Linked DNA regions of Homo sapiens: region 1 is linked to region 2. Evidence: read pairs that join two places in POLR2A ChIA-PET (ENCODE). Cell type or tissue: CD4-positive, alpha-beta T cell. All regions are shown on one strand.

Evidence for each region. ChIA-PET counts read pairs that join two places held together with the same protein. Peaks named below come from ENCODE experiments on the same cell type or tissue, not always from the same donor. Only the 100,000 strongest peaks of a DNase experiment are listed, where the experiment ranks them.
Region 1: POLR2A ChIA-PET joins it to region 2 with 5 read pairs; 2 of 35 experiments call an interaction of 5 or more read pairs at or near these places.

The regions. Positions count from the first base shown.
Region 1 is chr6:149,125,962-149,130,961 of GRCh38, forward strand. No RefSeq gene overlaps it. Among named protein-coding and RNA genes, the nearest start is that of UST-AS2, 96 kb to the left of the region's middle. RefSeq lists a silencer at 3,659-3,718. In CD4-positive, alpha-beta T cell, no CTCF peak of the experiment used is centred here; DNase peaks (open chromatin) are centred at 2,620 and 3,960; H3K27ac peaks cover 1,294 bases.
Region 2 is chr6:149,257,378-149,262,377 of GRCh38, forward strand. It overlaps TAB2-AS1 (TAB2 antisense RNA 1), which reads right to left and starts at 174. Exons shown (of 3, transcript NR_149096.1): 1 at 7-174. It also overlaps a transcript of TAB2 not described here. In CD4-positive, alpha-beta T cell, no CTCF peak of the experiment used is centred here; DNase peaks (open chromatin) are centred at 2,544 and 4,174.

The sequences.
Region 1 (5,000 bases), 130 kb before region 2:
AAATCTCAAATATACACAATTAAATTTATTTTTAACAAAGAAAATTGAAACACATATAATACTATTTATGATTACTTTAAAAATTAAATACTTAGGTGTAAATCTGGAAAACTATATATGTGATCCATATGCTGAAAAATGCACAATGCTGATCAGAGAAATTAAAGAGGATCTATATAAATAGACGTATATGCACAGATTAGAAGACTCAACATAATGATATCAATTCTCCCCAAATTAGCATAAAGTTTGAATGCAATTTCTATCAAAGTCCTTGCAAGAGAGACAAAATATTGTTCTAAAATATATATGACAAAGCAAAGGAACTAGACTAGCTTAAAAAATTGAAAAAAAAGAATAGTGGGAGAAATCTATCTAATTTTGAGCCATTACATAATATGTAATGTTAAATGTTACTTCTGAAATAAGGAATATTATATAAGTAATCAATACTGTATGGTATTGGCAGAGGAATGGACACATTGATCAATGAAACAGAATAGAGAACCTAAAACTGGACTCACACAAGCCAGACACAATAGCTAGTGCCTATAGTCCCAGCTCCTCAGGAGGCTGAGACAGGAGGATCGCTTGAGGCCAGGAGTTTGAGGGTGGGGTGCACTACGATTGCACCTGTGAATAGCCATTGTACTTCAACCTTGGCAACGTTGTGAAACCCCATCTCCAGAAAAAAAAAAAAGGAAGAACTCAACTCAGACAAATATGCCCAATCGACTTTTGACAATGATGAACATGCAGTCCAGCAGAGTAAAGAGTCATTTTCAATAAATGGTGTTAGAGCAATTGGACATCCACAGGCAAAAAAAATGAACCTAGACCTCTGTCTCACGCCTTCTCCAAAAATTAATTCAAAATGGGCCACAGGCTTAAATGTAAAACTATAAGATGTTTAGGGGGAAATATAATCAAATTTTCATGATTTAGAGCTAGGCAAAGACTTCTTAAGCTTGATACCATAATCATGATCCATAAAAGAAAAATTGATAAATTTGCCTTCATCAAAATTAAAAGTTTTTGTTTTGCAAAAAACACTGTTAAGAGGTTAAAGAGACAAACCACAGATTGGGAGTAAATATTTGCAAACCACATATCCAACAAAGGATTAGTATCTAGAATATATAAAGAACTCTCAAAACTTATCAGTAAAAAAACTCAACAGTCCTGGTTGAAAAATGGGGAAAAGACATAAGGGGCATTTCACAGAAGAGTGTATTCAGATGACAATGAAGTTAAACAAAAAGATATTCAACATCTTTAGCTATCAGGGAAATGTAAATTAAAAGCACAATGAGATATTACTACAATCTATCAGGATAACCAGGATGCAGAGAAACTGCATCATTCATGCATTGCTGGTGGGAATGTAAAATGGTATAGCCACTTTGTAAAACAGTTGGCAGTTTCTTAAAAAAATAAACTTGCAACTACCATATGACTCAGCAATTACATTCCTGGGCATTTATCCCAGAGAAATAAAACTTACATTCATACCAATACCTGAGCACAAATTTTTATATCTGATTTCTTACTAATAGTCAAAAACTAAAAACAACCTAGATGTCTTTCTTTTTTGTGGGGGAAGGAGTCTTGCTCTGTTGCCCAGACTGGAGTGCACTGGTGCTATCTCGACTCACTGCAAGCTCTGCCTCCTGAGTTCAAGCCATTCTTCTGCCTCAACCTCCCAAGTAGCTGGGACTACAGGCACCCACCACCACACCCGGCTAATTTTCGTATTTTTAGTAGAGACGGGGTTTCACTGTGTTAACCAGGATGGTCTCTAACTCCTGACCTCGTGATCCGCCCTCCTCAGCCTCCCAAAGTGCTGGGATTACAGATGTGAGCCACCACACCCAGCCAACCTAGATGTCTTTCAATGAGTGAATGGTTAAACAAACTTTGGTACATTCTTACCAAGGAATACTCCTCAGTAATAAAAAGAATTTAGCTATTGATACACATAGTCTCTAGAGAATTATGCTCAGTAAAAAAGCTAATCCCACATTTAATTCCATACATAACATTATTTAAATGACAAAATTATAGAAATGGGGAACAGATTAGTGGGTGGCAGTGGTTAAGAAGAGAGGGAAATAGATGTGGCTATAAAAGACCAACACGAGGGGTCCTGGCAATGATGGAATTGTTCTGTACGTTGACTATATCAATATCAATATCCTGGTTGTGATACTGTACTACTGTTTTATAGAATGTTAATATTGGGGTAAACTGGGTAAAGGGTACAGGAGATCTCTCTTTATTTTTTTATAACTGCATGTGAATCTATGGTTATTTAAAAATAAAAGGTTTAATTAAAAACACACACATGAAAGAGAAAAAGGTCATATAAACAGTAGAAGGAGAAAATTCTCAAATGAGACTCTGGTTCAGCACACTATTCGTGATCCAGGTGCATTTTATAAGCACAGTCTTTCTTAGCATTTTGTTTGTAATAATCCAATGGGGAAGAGAAAGGAGTAAAACAAGGTCAGCAGAGTGAATTTGTTTTGCCAACGCAAACTTGCTGCTCACCAGCAATTGAGCCTTGAGTGAGAAAGGGAGCACAGCTCTTGGTGGTGTTCAAGCCCCACCCACAGGAGGTCCTCCAGCTGTGTGTTGGCTTCTTCTTGTAAACAGGCAATGGGGGAAGAGCTGATAAGGGTCCCGCTTTGCTGAACCCTGTGTTCCTGATTCCCAGAAAGGCAGGAAGTGTGGTGAAGTGTGGCACAAACACATATCAAGACCAGAAAGGACTCTCCTCATCTTTTGACAGTTTTGTGGTGTCGTCAACAGACAGCTGAGATGCAGATGAGCATGGAGAGTAGCTCCATTTCTTCCTGCCCAGAGCACTGGGGAGGGAGGGCAACCCACCAGTGGTGGGGCATCAGGAGCCCGGGAAGGACACAAAGAGTGACTGAGCAGCCACGGTACACAGACCCTACTTCTGGGATGTGGGCCCCAGCATCTAAGGAAATGCTCCCTCCTCACCCTGTGATAAGGCCACTGGCATGACCCAGCTCTGCCTCTGTATTAGTCAGGGTTCTCTAGAGGGACAGAACCTATAGGACAGATAGATAGATGATAGATAGATGATAGATAGATAGATAGATAGATAGATAGATAGATAGATAGATAGATAATAGACACATACATACATAGATACATAGGTAGATACACAGATAGATATAAAGGGGAGTTTACTAAGTATTAACTTACATGATCACAAGGTCCCACAATAGGCTGTCTGCAAGCTGACAGGGAGAGCCAGTCAGAGTCCCAGAACTGAAGAACTTGGAGTTCGATGTTCGAGGGCAAGGAGCATCCAGCACAGGAGAAAGATGTAGGCTGGGAGGCTAGGCCCGTCTCTCCTTTTCACGTTTTTCTTCCTGCTTTATATTCGCTGGCAGCTGATTAGATTGAGCCCACAAGATTAAGGGTTGATCTGCCTTCCCCAGCTCACTGACTCAAACGTTAATCTCTTAGCAACACTCTCACAGACATGCCCAGGACCAATACTTTGTATCCTTCAATCCAATCAAGTTGACACTCAGTATTAACCATCACAACCCCTTTCCTATCCTTGACCATACCAGAAAAAAGGAGGTAGAGCAATGGTCGAAAAAAACATGACAGGAGATTGTCTTATCAGCACCTAACATCTGACCTCTGACCTCTGGCTTCAGTGCAGGGGAACTGAGAAGAGGAAGAGGTAAGGAACGCCACTGTAGCTCTTACATTTTTCATCAGCGTACTACCCCAGACATCAGAGGAGGTGAAGTACATGCCCCAGGACACCAAGGTGCAGCTTGAAGCAATTCACTGCATACTAAAAATTCTTTGATTTTGCATGTTTGCGTAAGACTACATGCTACATCTGTTTTATCACTGTAAAAAAAAAAATGATGTGTCGAACTACTCATCATTGAGCAACAGGAATTTTCAGAGCGGTGGCCGTATTTGACTCATGGCTTTGGGCACAGATGTCATGTCATGCTTGGCTGAGAGTCTGGGCTCTGGAACTAAACTGCCTGGATTCAAGTTATGTCTCTACCTCTTGCTATAACAGATACTTTGGGCAAGTTCCTAATCTTTCTGTGCCTCAGTTTCTTTATCTATATCATGGGGATAGCAGCAGTGCCTACTTCAGAGCATTGTTGAAAGAATTAGGAGTTAATATGCATCAAATACTTGGCATGTGTGTTCACTAAATGTTCATTTTTATTATTATGAGTTACTTTCTGGAACTCTACACCAGTCCCTAGATCCTACTTGAAAAGCAGTGAATGACACAGCAAAGATAAACTTGCCAGGGAAAAACCTGAACATTGATTCCTATTTCAGAAGTGTTTTTGCTGCATTTGCAAGAACCTTTCGGCATAGACTTGTATTCTAACCACATTCAAGTCAGAGTCCTGAGTTCAATACAAATGAAACATGTCTCCCCTTTTTTTTTCACCAAGCTGGCTAAGGAGTCTTGCTCCATGAAATGAATTGCTGAATAGTATAAAGAAGAGTGCACAGGGAATTGGCCCTGCAGTTTTATGTATTGACACTCTCCATACTCCCCCTTTTTTCCAAGTGGATAAACACTATGTTTCCACGATGGTGACAGTATCCATGTCCTCCGTGGCAGCTACTTTGTCGGCTCCATTAGGGAAGTCTGAAAGGTTGTGGAGAACGTCAACAGAGTTCAAATGCAGGCCTCCTGTGGCAGGCTCTTAGTTGGAATGTGGTACAACGAGAACCTTCTGAAGCTCGCCCAAGTTAAACACAGGATTTGTCACACACACGGCAAGGACATAAAACTGGTATATGGTGGTGCCTCTGGTTTTCTGAAGTGCAAGACCCTAGCCCAGCAGTTAGAGTTGGGGCCCCAGAGCTCTGCAATGGGGGTGGCTGCTTTAGTGAGTTTCCTTTTAATTGAATAGGCTTAGAAGCCAGAATCCTTTGTTGTATGCAAGAAACAGTCACCAGCTGTTTTC
Region 2 (5,000 bases):
ACCCACCTGTGTGTGGAATAGGCATAAATTTGTCTGCCAGATGGGGAAAAACCTTCTAGAAACTAAGATCCATGTTTCTTTAAAATGACTCTGCTTTTTCCCCACTGAGACCCTCAGTGTATGGACCGAATGCAGCTGAAGTAGGGTGGCCTGCCAGGCTTTCAGGGAGCTTCCAGACTGGGCAAGTCAGGGTGGCCCATGAACCCCTGGCCTCAGAATCTTGTCAGTGATGTCAATAATTAGAATTATGCCAATAATAATGTCAGTAATGCTAATAATAATAGTGCTTGTCAATAATGCAGATCCTTGGGGCTCATCTCAGACCTTCCCAATCAGAATCTCTGGGGGCAGAGTCTTGGAGTCTGCATTTTAACAAGCTCCCCTGATAACTCCCCTAAAATCTGGGCAGCACTGATCTCATAGCTCCTGGGGGAGCAAGACAAGCACAAGCGAGGGCAAGTGAATGCAACTCTAAGAAAGAGCACTGGCTCCATCCAAGCGGACAGATCAACGACGGGTACACAGACTGGTCAGGAAAAAAATGCTAGACAGAGAGAAGTTCAAACAGTGGGGAGTGACGAAGAAGCAAGCTTTTGCCCACATGAGAGAAAGTGTAGCTCCCCATCCAGTCCACGCTACTATAGCAACTAGGGAAGTTGAGATAGCAGAGGGAGAACTGCAGCAGCTGTGTTTGTGGCTAGGCCCGCTGGTCTGGATGCGGCCTGGGATTTGCCCCTTCTCCAGCTAGAGAGTCTGGGGATCCCACAGGAGCAGTAAGGCCACACAGCGGTGTTGTGCACATGAACCGAAGGCAGTGAGTCTCTACTCTAGTGGTGAGCCCATTAGTGTTTAACAATGGGCTCTCCAGGGGAAAATAAAACCCTGACTTACAGCATTTGCCGCTTTCTATGGTGTAAATACTCCCACCATGGCTAATTTCAAGTCATTCAGTGATGTCACTGAACATGAACTTAGGAAAATATAGACACACAATGGCTCTCACATGCCAGAGTGAGCCCCCTCCAGTGCATGACTGCCTACACACACACACACACACACACACACACACACACACACTTCTCACATAAATACACTTTTACTTTTGTATGATTCTGTCCTATACCTAAGGGAAGAAGACTGTTCCTCCTGTCCAGTAACTGAACATACAACTATTCTTTGCTGATCATGCATTTGCTCAGAAGCATCCATTTTTATACAAAAGATAATTTTTCCCTGAGTTAAGTAAAAAGTTTTGCATTGAGAAAATGTTAATCACTGTTAACCTATCTCTTTTCAGTCTGATAAAGAAATTACCATATGCCTATATAGTATATCAGCAGATTAGTTTCTCTCCCTTCCCAAAAGACATTCACATCCTAATCACCAGAACGTGTGAATACATCATGTGACATGGCAAAGGGAAATTAAGGTTGAAGGTGGAAGCAAGCTACTGATCAGCTGACTTTAAAGTAGGGAGATTATTCTGGATGATTCTGGACCAGTGTTAGCACAGAGGTTCAGCAGGGTTGGTGTCAGAGTTATGGGATGTGAATAAGGTTCTACAACCCACTGCTGGCTTTGAAAATGGAGGAAAGGGCCACAAACCAAAGAATGAGGGTCACCTCTAGACGCTAGAAAGGGCAAGAAAACACTCTCTCCCAGGGCCTCCAGAAAGGAACACAATGCTGTCAACCCCTTGATTTTAGCTCAGTGAGAGCCACTTTAGACTTCTGACTTCCAGAACTGTGGGATAATAAACTGGTGTTGTTCTAAGACACTAAGTTTGTGGTCATTTTCGACAGTAACAATAGGAAACTAATGGAGGATGTTTTTCAGGGAAGTGGCAAAACAAAGCAAGAAAAATATATAACTAGAAAGCCATAAATGGCCCTAGAAATGCTGACCACATCTGTTCACAGTGCAGACATAGAAAGGCTGCCTATAGCACGCTCCCTCTACACACACACACACACACACACACACACACACACACACATACACACAATCTGGGAGAGGGCTCTGCAAAGCCTAGGGAAGCAGTTTGAGTCTCACTGAGAAACATATAGATGTTAGGGGGCTTATATCTGTCACTTTGTCCCAACTCTTCTGTCAGAATGTTCCATCTCCACATCACCTAATTTAAATACATTGAAACAAGATCCTCACTGTGAAATTAATACCTGCACCATTGGTCAGAACTGGCATTTAGCATTGCCCAACCTGGACAAAGGCAGGATATTCAGGAATCTCCAGAAGAATTAGACATCCTGTCTTATAGATGCTTATTCATAAAAGAGTGGGGAGAGCCTGAAGGTGTAAAATGTGTTATTTGCCACCTTTAAAACTTCTCCATGGTGCTGAGAGGTCCATCAGTCAAACTGCCACATTTTACAGATGAGGAATAAGAGACATGATACAAGTGGCCCAAAGCCACCCCTTCCACTCATCAGTGTCAGAGCCGGGACATAGCCTGGCCCCTCCCCTTGGTTCCTCCACTGTAGCCCATGACAGGGATTCTGTGAAAGAAGAAGTAAGACTTCATTCTATAGTCAAGAGTCAAATAGATGCTGACCATTTAAAAAAATACATGTGAGTAATATAAGACTACCAGCCCCCTTTCCCCTGACTTTTGCCTCATTATCTGCCCTCTTTCTCAATCATCCCCAAGAGGAAGTACCAAGATGGCTTTCAAATGTGAGCATTGGCCAGGCCACGCTTGTTCTGGGAAGGGATAGTTGGATTTTAAAATATCACACATGGCCACTGTTCATTATCTTTCATTTCCATGTAAAGGGAGAGGTAAACCGGCTCAGGCACCACCTCATCAGGACAGCCCCTGGCATCACTCTCCTTTGCCTGACAATTCCAGTCATGGTGCAGGTAGCTGGCCAGGTGACCGTAACATCCAAGAAGTGGGTTTGGAACGGGAGGAGAGAGGTTGAGCTGAAAGCCTGACCCACCGCGTGCTCCAGCGCAGCCTTCTCAGGGTTCGGCTTTGGAGTGGGGAGTGCGGTACAAGGCCTTACCGGGCATTTGCTCAGCTAAAAATAAAGCGAAGCTGGCTTCTGTCTGCTATCACTCCTTATACGTATTGCTCCCTTCATGTCTCCGGAGGAGAGCTGTTGCAGAAGCCCATCTTTAGGAAGCCCCATGGAGGAAAAAAAGGATAAACTGTTGCTACACACATCATGGACAAATCATCCTATGAACATCGTGTGGACTGAAAGAAGCCACTAAAGAGCACGGTGGGCATGTTTCCACATCTGTGAAGGTCAAAAATAGGCAAAACGAAATCTATGGGACGGGGGCTGGAGGGTGGCGTGGTATTCACTGAGAAGCGCTGAGAAGGGAGCCTGCTGGGTGCTGAAAGTGTGCTCTGTCTCAATCTGAGTGGCAATGACACAGGTGTATATGTATGAAAGACACGTACTGACCTGTAGTTGAGTTATGAACTTTATGTATGCTATTCGGCCTTTAAAACAAAACCTTCGTTTCCCACATGAAATGTACAATTTCCAAATCATTCTGTAAATGACAATGCATTTTTATGTTTAGGGCCCTGAAATACTTAAAATTAAAAAATTTGAAGCTATATTTCCTCTGGATTAAACATGCATTTAAGTCATGTTTGCAGCTCTGAATTTGAATTTTCTTTCTAATTAGAAAGATCAATGGAGAGGCCCTTTTTCATCCACTTTCTCCAAATGGGCCTTTCAGAGTTCAAGGAAAAGCAAGGCAAGAAATATACATTTCAAAAGAGCTAACACACTTTGATTCTTCCACATTTCTATCTATAGAAATTTAAGATTTTTTGCTAGCATTTGAAATTTTTCAGAGTTCTCTTAGCTGCTACAGAAATTTCACATCCAACATCTCTTCTATATAAAGGAAAATGAAGAGGCATGTAAAAGCAGTTTCAGAAAGTTGACTGTGGTATACAAAAATTTTTTTAATTATCATGTTGAAGAGTTTAAAGGAGATGCTATAAAATATGCATTTACTGGTATTGGAACAGATGAAAGCACAGTATTTTCATCTTTAAAGACAAAAAGAACTATTTTAAAAAGCATGTGTTTTTCATAGCGTACTTCACTTTATACCAATGATTCTAAGGTTTCTATTAAACAGAAAAACAAACTACAAGTCTGGCAACCACAAAGATGAAAGGGAGCAAAGTCTCCATAAGTGAAAGAGATTTTAACCAATAGTAAAGTGATGACAAAATCCCACGGTGTACTGACAGCATTGTTAAAGCTCCAAATTATATTTAATGATAGCTAACTGATGTCTAAGGCTACAACACCCCATGGATGTCTGACTGTTGACGAAAAAAGGAAAAAGAGAAACGAGGGATCATGTCTCCTCTAGAGAACAACTAAGTTAAGCTGATCCAGCTGAGACACAGTAGTTTCCAGGGTAAAATAACTTATAATCAACTACATGAATCAGGCTTGGCCTTGCCTTGCATGTGCAACTCAGGCTAATTTACTCCCTTGGGGAATAAATTTAGCACCCAGCAGTAGCTCTGAATCCAAATTCTAAAGACCCCAGTTCAGGTCAGGACTCTTGTCTCTAAGCAGCTGGGACTTTGATTGTCAGAGGTCATTTAAATGTGATCTTGAATAGCAGTTCAAGCTCAGCAAAATCCCTACTTCTTGAAGAAATGACATGTTTACCAGGGAATTGTGAGTTAAGGGAAATAGATCTAGTGGAAATGTGTGGATGTTTAGGGTGCCTGAACTTTTAGCAGAGAAGTTTTACATAGTGTAAAGCAAAGAAGATGATGAGGCTCTCAATGATAGCCACACTCCTATACCAAGCATCAAAGTCAGTAATTTCAAGATCTGCTTTTCTACATACAAATCTCAAATGCTGCCGGGCATGATGGCTCATGCCTGTAATCCCAACACTTTGGGAGGCCCTGGCGGGAGGATCACTTGAGATCAGGAGTTTGAGACCAGCCTGGCCAACATGGTGAAACCCCGTCTCTACTAAAAATA